2 separate regions of the Homo sapiens genome follow, and region 2 is linked to region 1. Evidence: chromatin contacts called from ENCODE Hi-C or POLR2A ChIA-PET data. All regions are on one chromosome and are shown on one strand. The core of a region is the stretch at or near the end of the contact, and the rest is flanking DNA. Distances in the headings are between cores, read along the strand shown.

Region 1 (5,826 bases), core at 545-3,044:
TCCTTGTCACAGGTAAACAAGGGGGTCATCCGTGCATCATATGGGAGGCATGAGAAAGACAGGACTGTGGGTCTGATGAAGTCATATGTGGAAGGGTAGTTCTTTCTGATAAGCTACTTCCCAGAACACAAAAGTGTGGAGGATTTTAGAAAACAAAAGGTTTGGGGGTGCGTGGGTGAGATTTCTTAACTGTGGCTGTTTTCTAAGAGCACACAGCTCAGGTTAATTACAACATTGTCAATCAGTAAAATGCTGAAAATATTATTCATCTCATAGATGTGGTGTGAGAATTAAAAACTTTTTTTTTTTTGAGACAGAGTCTCACTCTGTTGCCCAGGCTGGAGTACAGTGGCGTGATCTCGGCTCACTGAAACCTCCATCTTCCGGGTTCAAGGATTCTCCTGCCTCAGCTTCCCGAGTGGCTGGGACTACAGGCACATGCCAATACGCCCAGCTAATTTTTGTATTTTTAGTAGAGACAGGTTTCACCATGTTGGCCAGGCTGGTCTGAAACTTGTGACCTTAGGTGATCCATCTGCCTTGGCCTCCCAAGTGCTGGGATTACAGGTGTGAGCCACCGTGCCGGGCCTGGTGTGAGAACTAAAGAAAACAATCTATATGATTCACTTAGCACAATGCTGGGCACACATATAGGCTGCACGTTTTGCAAACAAAAATACAGAACAATATAACATCCTACATGCACAATAAAATGAAGCAGTTTTTGGGATTTACTTACACTAAAACATTATCTAAAATTTACATTTAACTGTGTGTTCTATATTTTGTCTGGCATCTCCCGGCATACAGTTGTGTTGACGATAAATATTATGGCCATGGATTGAAGATTTATTTTCAATCCATATTACCTGGACAGAAGATAGGGCTCTCTTCTACTAAATACAGCTTTTTTTCTTTTGGAAGACAATCCACTGGCAGGGTTGGGGACTGGGGAAGTGGTGGCCACAGCCCATCTTAGGGCTTCTTCAAAGGCGAGCTGACCTACCTTCTCCGTGCCCCATTCCCTGTCTCTGGCCCTGGTAGCCTCCTCCTTCTTGGAAGCATGGAGGTGGAAACACTGAGGTGGCAACGAGAGACTCCCACGGAATCTCAACGCCTGGAGGGGAGGGATTTTCTATCCATGGCCATCTCTTCACCCTCCAGCACAAAGTTGGGTGACTAGCAAGTGCTCATTCAGTGCTGATGAACTTCAGTTCAAAAGCATCAGGTGCAAAGAGAGGGAAGACGTGTGCTCCTGATTTATTTTTAATAGCCCACATTTGACATGGAAAACAAAAAGTTTCTCTGAAATCCTTGGAAACCGCTGCAGTGGGGCGGGACCCTGGTCCCCGGAGCTTTAATGCACATCTTGGGCGTCACTTTTGGTTCTAAGGTGGCCCCAGGTCCCTCCTTTAAGATGGGAATAACCATGCCTGACTCTTTCCCCACGGACACCACACTGTCCTAGTTTGTGTTCTCTACGCGACCACGAGCTCCTTGAGACAAGGGGTTGAGCCTGCTCCGGCTCATCCCGAGAGCCGGCGCAGCGACTGGCGCAACGAAAGGGAAATGAACGAATGAATGAACGAACGAAAGTGGAGTGGTGGAGAGGACCACAGAAGACGCGGTCATCCAGCGCGTGAACCTTCACCACTGCTGGGCTGTGGACCCTCACTTCCGCCGCCAGGAAGTTTCGGGGTCGCCCACCTTCCCTCCCAGGCTGCTCCGCGTCGGCGGCGCCCCGCGCGATTGGCTGCGCCGCCCCCACGTGACGCCGGGGTGGCGGCGGCGGTTGCCCGGGTGACGGCTGCGGAGGTGGCGGCCGGGCTGGGATAGCGCGAGTGTCCGCGGCCGAGCAGCAGGTAAGCGCGTCCCCGGATGCAGCCGGGCCACCCTCCGCCCGCCGTCCTGGTGCTGGGAGGAGCAGCGGTGCGTTTGGAGGGCCGAGGCTCTGCGGACCTCTTGTTCCGAGGAAAAACCCGACGCGCCCGCTCCGCCGCCGCCGGATGCTACCACTTCTCGCCTGCGGTCCAGGGATCTTTCTTCGGCAAGGGCCGAGGCGGCCGCCTGGACATCCCAAGAAAGGACAGGCCCAGCTGCTTCCCGCAAGTAGTCCCTGATCTTTGCTGCAGTGGGCCATACTTGGAGGGGGTCCCTCAAGCCATCCAGCTGGTGGTGGCGGCGCGAGCGGGTTATCCGGGATTTAGATCCCCCTGATAATCTCCATCTGCTAGCCGCGTTCCTGAGGCACCCAGTTGAAGTCCAGACTTCACCTAATCTTAGGAAAAACAGGATGCGTGCTATGCAGATTCGGCTTCCATACAAATCCCATAATCCCACCCGTTTGTGGGCCCTAAATCTTTCTTATATAGGAATTCAAAAGCTGCCGCTGCAATCCCCAAATGTAACTGGAAAAGTTTTTCTTAGTTTCCGCATAAAGGAGAGCACTGGTTCTCAAACTTGAGAGTGTGTAAAAGTCACTCAGGGAGCTTGTTTAAAAGGCAGATTTCTGGGCATGGTGCCTGCCACGGTGTTCAGTAAGACCAGGGTGGAGGCAGGAATTTTCATTTGCACAAGCGTGCCAGCTGATTCTGATTTAGGTGGTCCAGACTTTGGGAAATACTGTGTAGTGGTTCTTTTCAGCCGCTTAGTCACTTACTGTGGCTGTTGGGAGTGTGTCAGACTTCCTGGGCCTCAAATTGCCTCATCTGGAATGGGAAAATATAAACTATATTCACCTGTCAGGTTTACTATGAAGGTTAAATGTAAAACATTTTGCACATTGCCTGGCATACCATATACCTTCAATAAATGATACCTATTATGATATAAAAGTTTAGAGAAAATTCTGTAATTTCTTTTTCTTTTCCTTTTTTTGAGACGGAGTCTTTCCCTGTCGCTCAGGCTGGAGTGGAGTGGCATGATCTCGGCTCACTGCAACCTCCACCTCCTGGGTTCAAGCGATTCTCTTGCCTCAGCCTCCCTGGTAGCTGGGATTACAGGTGCAGACGCCACCACGCCCGGCTAATTTTTGTATTTTTAGTAGAGATGGGGTTCCACCATGTTGATCAGGCTGGTCTCGAACTCCTGACCTCAGGTGATCCGCCTGCCTCAGCCTCCCAAAGTGTTGGGATTACAGGTGTGAGCCACTGTGCCTGGCCAATTCTGTAATTTCTAAGAATGTTGAGTAATAGGATACCCAGCAGCACTCACATTCAATGACAGTTGATCACAGCAGATACTATTTAAACGGCTTAGGGAGGTCTACTCTAAGGAGGTGATGTTTATTAGGCACAGTGGTTAACCAGGTGAAGAGAGGGAAGAGTGTTCTAGGCGGAGAGAGTAATATGCGCAAAGGCCTTGAGGTTGGCCTCAAGGTTTCAAATTCTCAGAAACTCACTTTTCCCGTTCCAGGGCCTTTAAAATGACATCCCCTCAGCTCCGGCTTCATTTATTCATTATATGCCTTGAGTACCTTTCTTGCTTACTAGACACTCTGTTAGGTTCTGGGGATATGAAGTTGAAATACAGCTCCCTGTCTTTGTGAACAGGGTTATAAGAAGTGCCAGGTGCAGTGGCTCATGCCTGTAATCCCTGCACTTTGGGTGGGTGAATCGCTTGAGGTCAGGAGTTCAAGACCAGCCTGGCCAACCTGGTGAAACCCTGTCTCTACTAAAAATACAAAAATTAGCTGGGCGTTGGTGGCGGACGCCTGTAATCCCATATACTTGGGAGGCTGAGGCAGGAGAATCACTTGAACCTGGGAGGCAGAGGTTGCAGTGAGCCAGATTGCACCTTTGCACTCCAGCCTGGGCGGCAAAAGTGAAACTCCATCTCAAAACAACAAAATTAGCTGGGCGTCATGGCGCATGCCTATAACCCCAGCTACTTGGGAGGCTGAGGTGGGAGAATCACTTGAACCCAGGAGGTGGAGGTTGCAGTGAGCCGAGATCCCGCCACTGCACTCCAGCCTGGGCAACAGAGCTAAACTCCATCTCAGAAAAAGAAAAAAAAAAAAAAGCCTTGGTAGGGAAAGAAGGGAGGGGTTTTTCATGGAAGACTTCTTGAAAAGAGATTAAATCTGGCTTGGCTTAGAATCATGAGTCATGTTTGCCTGGGGGGGCAGAGCATACATCAACCACAGGCTTAGGATCCTGGAAGAGCTTGTTGCATGGGGGAATGGCCAGGAGTTCGCTGTTGGCAGGGTCCAGTGTGGGATTGGTGGAAGGGAGCAAGGAGAGGGATCAGGTAGGGGGAGGTGGATGGATTGGAGGCATGGTCCAGAAAAAGGCTGGAGAGGTGGGTGTCCCCCAGGAGCAGCTGCCTTTCTTCTCTCCCCTTTTGCATCTGGCAGGGCTGGTGTGGTGCATGGGGAGGTGTCCTCCCTGCTCCTCATTACTGCTTCCAGATCACTACCCACTCCTTCACAAACCCCAGCTCCTTTGAAGCACATGGCAGATGCCATACCCCTTGCCAGCCCTCCCTGAGGTAGCCACTTCCCAGGGCAAGTCTCTCCAGTTCCCTTGGAGCCTCCAGCACCCGGCTGGCTGCCTATCCCTTCATCTCTTTTACTTCACTTTTGGGGGTTTCCACATCCTGGCCCCTCCAGTTTCTTCATCCTCCTTACTTGCAGGCGTCTCTTTCCTCCATCCTCCTCATCTGCCCACTCCCGTGGTCGGGAGCTTTTTAGTACTAGTCACCTTCAAAGTCTTGCCTTCAGGCATCTGTCCCACTCTCTGCCCACTCCTTTCCATCTTTCACACTCACTGGAATGTGCCTCCTTCAGCAGGTCTCAGACCCCACTGCTTCCTCACTGCTCTGCAGCCGCCTTATGTGTGTTCCCCTCCCCCATTCTTAACCTGATTAGTTCCAGTGTCCCATCGTGGTTGTACTGTTTTCCCTTTCCTCTCTCTTCTAGAAGAACCTCTCACATTGGTTAACCTAACTCAGATAGCTGAAAGTGCCTGGAGAAGAGCTGCAAAACTGTGCAGACTGATTCCATTTTAGATTCAAGTGCAGAGATCTTAAATGGACTATAATACCAGCAACCCTGCCATGTTGCTGTAGTCGCTTTGGTTCCCACCCTCCCTTCCGTTCCCACTCTCCCTTCTCTTCGAACTGTCACCATGCTTCTTACTTGCAGCCGATGACCTTTTTTCTTTCTTTCTTTTTTTTTTTTTTTTGACAGAGTCTCACTCTGTTGCCCAGGATGGAGTGCAATGGCACGATCTCGGCTCATTGCAACCTCCACTTCCTGGGTTCAAGCGATTCTCCTGCCTCAGCTTCCAGAGTAGCTGGGATTACAGGTGCCTGCCACCACACCCGGCTAATTTTTGTATTTTTAGTAGAGATGGGGTTTTACCATGCTGGTCAGGCTGGTCTTGAACTCCCAGCATCAGGCGATCTGCCTGCCTTGGCCTCCCAAAGTGCTGGGATTACAGGCGTGAGCCACCGTGCCCAGCTGATCTTGTTTCTTGTTTCACTTTTTTTTTTTTTTTTTTTTTGAGACAGGGTCTTACTTTGTCACCTAGGCTGGAGTGCCATGGCGTGATCCCGGCTCACTACAGCCTTGACCTTCCTGGTTCAAGTGATCCTCCTGTCTCATCCTCCCCAGTAGCTGGGATTACAGGCACACACCACCACACCCAGCTAATTTTTGTATTTCTGTAGAGATGAGGTTTCACCACGTTGCCCAGGCTGGTCTCGAACTCATGAGCTCAAGTGATCTGCCTGCCTTGGTGTCCCAAAGTGCCAAGATTACAGGTGTGAGCCACTGCACCCAGCCTGTTTCACTTCTAATCACTAAATCTGTGTCTTTGCTCAGCA
Region 2 (5,970 bases), core at 2,767-5,266, 260 kb before region 1:
GGAGCTGGGAGATGTCACAGGCCATAGAAAGAAGGGAGGGTCTTCAAGGGTGGGGCAGTTTGGAGCCAGGCAATGACAAGCCTTAGATGCTTCCCAGGGAAGTTTCCAAACCAGAAGGGGTGACAGTGGTCTGGGGGTGTTCTTCTCGGAAGTGGCCCATTTTGTTGCCCTGAGAAGTTGGCATCTCCTGGGCTGCCCAGCTCCCTGGGCTGCAAGAGCTGGAATCTCATACCACTGGCTCCCTAGACATGCATGGGGGAGTCTTCTAGAGCACCTGAGCAGGAGGCCAGAGGATTCACAACCCCTAAGGAAAGGTGTCTGTGGGTCTCTGGCAATAACAGGGCCGTGTCCATGTAACACTGGAGAAGGGGGAGAGCCTGGCGTGCAGGCCAGTGCTTGCTCTAAAGGGAACAAGGAGCCCGGGTAGAACCAGGTGAGGAGATAGTGTGGAAGTTGAACGGCCAGCCGGCATCCCCAGGCACGATGGGTGGAGGAAGTCCTTGTTTCGGGAGGAAGCCAGTGCCACCATCCCTCCCCACCCAGGGGCAAGCAGGCTGCAGCGGGGAGAGACAGTCACAGGCTGAAGAGACATCATACCCCTGGGAGACAGGGGTGTGTTGGCGGGGGCGGGGACAGCTAATCCTCCCACCCCAGGCATCTCCTTGGCCTGCCACTGCCACCCCCAGTAGGCCCAAAGTGTCCTGCCAGGCACCAGAAAGAGCCAGTCCTCCCATCCCTGAGCTACGTGGCCCCCCTGGAGTCCTGCGATGCTGGGACCTGAAGGGTGGATGCAAATGGCTTGGGGCAGCTACAGCCTCCCAGGGGCAGGCGGGAGGCCCTTCAGCCTGCACCTGGACCAGAGCCCAGCAGCCAGATGGAGAAAGCGAGGAAGGGGGCTAACCGCTCATGGGGTCTCAGTGGGGGCGGCGCTTACACAGCCACCTCCCTCCTGGCACCCACCCTTGGCATTAAAATTCAGAGCTCAAGGCTGGGGTTTCCTGACAGGCTGCGTTCTCTTCATAATCATCTGCAGATTCAAGGCCATCAGTGGGAGGGGTCCAGGCTCCCCAGGCCCAAAACTGCTGTGAATTCTGAAGCAGCCCCCTGAAGATAGTGGAAGGTGTCTCCAGAGCATGAACTCGTCCTGCAGGAAGGCGCTTATCAAGACTGAGAAGTCTGCAGGGGCCGAAGACAGCGTCATTCTGGACCCTGACACACACCAGGCTGTGCTTAGGGAGGAGCCAGTCCACACTGTGCCTCCTTAGAGTGGGCAGCACCCTGTGCCCTGTTTGTGAGCTCTCAGGGGTCACTGGGCCAGGATTCACAGCACCTGCCTCCCTGGGGGCCCATGCTGCTGCTGGGTGGCCGCCTCGCCCCAGCTGGGCAGGTCGAAGAGTATGAAAGTGCTGCCTGCGTTTCTGGCCAGTCCAGGCTTTCCTTGCCTGCCCTGGGTGGGAAACGGGAGTATCCCTGGCTGCACCGGGGCCTGCAGGGAGGAATTAAGAAGGGGTTGGAGACCAGGCATGGTGGCTCATGCCTGTAATCCCAACAATTTGGGAGGCCAAGGCGGGTGGATTGCCTGAGCTCAGGAGTTCTAGACCAGCCTGGGCAATACGGTGAAACCCCATCTCTATTAAAATACAAAAAATTAGCCGGACGTGGCGGTGTGCACTTGTAGTCCCAGCTACTCAGGAGTCTGAGGCAGGAGAATTGCTTGAACCCAGGAGGCGGAGGTTGCAGTGAGCCAAGATGGCACCACTGCACTCCAGCCCGGGCGACAGAGCAAGACTCCATCTCCAGAAAAAAAAAAGAAAAGAAGGGGTTGGAGGGCCTGATGCCTGGGTGCCTCCAGGCTCAGAGAGAACCCTCTAGATGCTCTGTCCAGCACCCCACAGGAGCCCACGGCCACTCCCAGGGAGGCTGCAGGAGTGCGGTCCTGACCTGGCTGGCTGCTGGTGGCCAGCGCAGCTGCCCTCTGAGTGCCCAGAGTCCACAGTGAGCAGGGCCCTTTGCTGGAAGAAAGACAAGCACCAGAAGTCCCCCAGACTGAGCATAGCATTTGAACCTGAACCCAGGGTGGTATCCTGGGGGGCCTGCCCCCGCTCCCAGACCCAGGACGCTCAACCTGGGCTCTCCCATGGCCACATGTGTTTCTGCCTCCTCTGCCATGGTGAGCTGTGTGCCCACCACTTCCCACACTCGGTCTCCTGGCCTTCCCTCCCTGGGACCACCACCTACCACCTCGTGACTTTCCTATTTGCGATGCCGTCACCAAGCAGAGCTGGACTGTGGCTGGAGGAAGCTCAGGGACAAATGAGGTCCCAGTCTCATCTCTGGCTCTGGGTCACATCCGCAGTGACTCCCTGTCCTTCAGGTCTCAGGTTGAACGTCACTCCCCCAGGGAGGCCTTCCCTGATCTCCAGCTCAACTCGGGGTCCCCTTTATCAGCTCATGTCATGCCTTCATCTTCCTCCAAAAGTTGTGCTTTTTAAATATCTTAAACATTAAAATATTTCAAGTATTTGTTTGATATCTATTTGCATCTTACATTGTAAGATCTAAGGGATCCTGTCTGCTCTCTTTAAGAAATATTTGATGAGTTATTGACTGATCATTGAGAGATGGCCCTTTGTTCTCCAGCCCAGGGGTCCTGGACATTCTGGGATCCAGAGTGCAGGGGAGCCTGATGCCCGGGGTAGTGGCCCCCTCTGAGCTACCCTCCCTGTGATGGGGGCTATACTGGGCCTTTTCTTTTCTGAGCAATTTCAGAAAACATTTTGAGATTAAAGTGAATGTGACACAGACCAGAAGGGGCAGGAAGGACACTGTCAGAACCAACAGAACAGCAAGAATACGTTCAGAGGGGCCACCCCCACACTCACACTCCAGGGCTGGGCAGACCCCTGAGAATGCCAGAAGATCACAGAAAGGGGGCCCAGGACAGAGGCAAGGGCCTGCCTCCTTCTTCTGCCTCCTTCTCCTGCCTCAGCCGGGCCTCCTGGCCCTGCCTCCCTCAGGGAGTGTCCCCAGCAGAGCAGCTGAGAGAGAGAATTACTTAGTCCTCAGGGGCAGGAGTCCCAGACCAACCCCACAAGGGACCCAGCCACTGCCCTCCAGCCTCCATTCCCCACTCAGGCCCCCAGGACGTTTTGCAGGAAGGGCCAATGGAGGGCAGGTGGAAGAGGCAGGTGTGGGGGGAGAGCGGCAGGGGGCAGTAGAGCATCTGCCCTGGTGGCTGGAGGCCAGAGAAAGGCCAAAAGGGAGGTCAATGGCACAGGAGGAGTGAAGAGCAGAGAGGGAGGCCAAGCCAAAAGAGCAGAGGGAGGGTGGGCCATGGGGGAAGGGACTTCAGGGGGCTGCAGGGTGGCAGGGTCCAAAGGCCAGGGGCAGCCAGTGGGAGATGGGAGCTTGGCTGTTTGAGAAGGGCCCGATGGGGAGGGTGGGCACCAGACCCAGAAGAAGGAACCCCCCACTCTCCACCCCCACCCCCATCCACAAGAATGGGGTAAGGGGGAAGAGACACGGAAGGGGCAGGAGAAGGGGCAGGCTAGGGAGAGCTGGGTGAAAGCAGACCAATTTTTCCTTCATCATTGCCAATGAACAGAGTGAGAGCACGACCCTGGGGCTCTGAAGTCAGAGTTCCATCCTGCTTCTGTTCCCCTAGGATTTGTCCTTGTGACCTGAAGAGAAGAGAAGAGAAGAGAAGAGGAGAGAAGAGACGAGAAGAGGAGAGAGGAGGGAGAGAGAAAAGAGAGAGAGAGGAGAGAAAGAGAGAGAGAGGAGAGAAAGAGAGAGAGAGGAGAGAGAGAGCGCTCTCTGTAGCACAACTGTGCCCATTGTAGAGAGGTGGAAACTGAGGCCCCAGCAGAGGCCATCCCGGGCAGTGCTTGGACTAGAGCCAGGTCAAGGCCCATCTACATCCGGAGCCATCCCCTGTTAGCAGGACAGCATCCTGGCTGGCTCCCCGCCCCCAGACTGCCCGAGAGCTTGGCTGGCTATTGCCTTCCAGAGCAGCCCCTCCTTCCTGTGCACCTCCTCTCCTCTCCCACTAGCCAGCCCCTCCGTGGAGGGCCAAGAAGCCCAGCCAGCCCTGGGCATGGGTGCTAAGAGATGTCTGGGCTCAGGAATTTCCTGGCAGGAGCAGCAGTGCCCATGTTTGTCTCCGGGCATCCCCAGCTGGGGGGCCAAGCAAGAGAGGCAACAATGCCAGAGTAGGTCACGGAGCAAGAGCCTGGAGAGCTAAGAGCTATCCCCGTCCAGGGTCTGATGGAGTTTGGGTGTTGTCCCCTCTAAATCTCATGTTGAACTGTCATCCCCAGTGCTGGAGGCGGGGCCTGGTGGAGGGGGTTGGATCATGGGGGTGGATTTCCCATGAATGATCTTGCGCCCTCCCCTTGGTGCTGTCCTCTCAGCAGCGAGTTCCTTCTTGCGAGATCTGGCTGTTTGAAAGTGTGCGGCACCTCCCCACCCCTCCTCTGCTCCCACTCTGGCCATGTGAGATGCCGCTTCCTCTTCGCCTTCTGCCAAAATTGCAAGCAAGGTCTCATCAGAAGCAGGGCAGATGCCGGCACCACACTTCATATAAAGTCTACAGAACAGTGAGCCAATTAAACCTCTTTTCTTTATAAATTATCCAGCCTCAGGTATTTCTTTATAGCAACATAAGAATGGCCTAACACAGGGTCTGTCTTAGGAAGGGGCCCTCGGGCTGTCCCTCTTCTCCCTGGCCCTAGCCCAGGAGGAGGACCAGCAAGAGTAGTGAAGTGAGAAGCCTCTCCATGAAGATGCCTTCTGCCATTCATTACACACACAACAGCATCTTGGTCCCAGATGCCGGGTCCCAGAGAGGACCTCAAGGAGACTTCCCAGGAAATTACCCACCACTGGACATTGGACAGGGCAAAGCTGTGGTGTGGAAAGGGGCAAATCCACATCCCTCCAACGTGTGCCCACATGACTGTCCCGGGGGCTTCCATGAGCTTGATGACCCAGAAGCTATGGTCCTGCACACGTGAGTCTGTGACCTGACAGCTGTGCCTGCTTCACCAGTGTAGAGACTTGGATCCCCAGGCAAACCCCAGAAGTGTGGAAGGGAAGGGGAGAAAGCCTGTGGAGGGAGGTGGAGGAGCCGTGGTTTCCAGTAACCATCGCTGGTTAGTTCAGAGGGAAATGTCCACAACAGAGATGACTGTGACACCCGGCACAAGATTTAATTCTCAGAGTGAAAACGAGAATGCCGTGTCTCTGGGAGCCCCCGGAGAATGACTCAACAGTGACGTCCTACAGCATGATTTGCTTTAACTGAAGGTGAAGAGAATCTTTCAGGAGTGGAGAGAATATAACTGAATGCTTTGTCACAAATTTACTTTGATCTCATGTACCCCGTAAATACAGACACCTACTATGTACCAGAAAAATTAAAAATAAAAATAACAAATTCACATTCCGCTTGTTCATCCTGATTCTTCAGGCCTGGCCACGGTATCAAAGACAAGGAAGGCCCATTGCCTGCCCTCATGCTGGTTGTTCAGCCCTCCAAGAATCATTCTTGATGCCCTGCAAATACCAGGCGCTGCGCTAGGCCCTGCAGATGCGACAACGAACGTAGATGCTGTCCCAGCCACCCACACTCGCTGCCGGGGGAAGAACCAGGTAAGGTTCCCGCACATCGCCCTCCATGAAGCAGGAGCAGGAGCCTCACTGCGGGGCTGGGAGCTGCCTTCCTTCCTCCCACCAGCCTCTAGGGGAAGGATTTGTGTCTGCTGGCCCTCCTCGGTAGTAACAAATTCTGGTGGTGGACAAAGCAGATAGAAGACTACAGAAGACAGACAGGCTAAGGTGATCTGCGCAAAAAGATGGCGGCGGGGGAGAGGAAAGGCAATTCCCAGAATGAAGCGGGGACGTGGGTGGCGAGTGTGTGGTTGGGATTTGAGGTGGAAAGAGGCTGAGAGAGGACTGAGTTCCGGGAGG

The links. Hi-C counts contacts between places; a loop is a spot of excess contacts on that map. ChIA-PET counts read pairs that join two places held with the same protein, here RNA polymerase II (POLR2A). Pooled maps may share reads with other maps.
Region 2: a pooled map shows a loop between it and region 1 (3-fold over the local background). The contact joins the enhancer-like site here to the promoter of ARMC9 in region 1. A Hi-C loop is called at or near these places in 1 of 37 single-sample maps with no recorded cell type and 2 of 50 pooled maps. POLR2A ChIA-PET finds 5 or more read pairs at or near these places in 2 of 52 experiments (WTC11 and activated T-cell).

What each region holds. Positions count from the first base shown.
Region 1 is chr2:231,196,837-231,202,662 of GRCh38, forward strand. ARMC9 (armadillo repeat containing 9) reads left to right here and starts at 1,795. Exons shown (of 25, transcript NM_001352754.2): 1 at 1,795-1,862. RefSeq lists a silencer at 1,601-1,940.
Region 2 is chr2:230,939,320-230,945,289 of GRCh38, forward strand. It overlaps a transcript of GPR55 not described here. Among named protein-coding and RNA genes, the nearest start is that of GPR55, 17 kb to the left of the region's middle. RefSeq lists enhancers at 140-680, 681-1,220, 3,070-3,119, 4,050-4,259, 4,570-4,789. Within about 2 kb of position 4,017, at least 2 of the 41 ENCODE cell types and tissues checked have a DNase peak (open chromatin) inside an H3K27ac peak, as active enhancers do.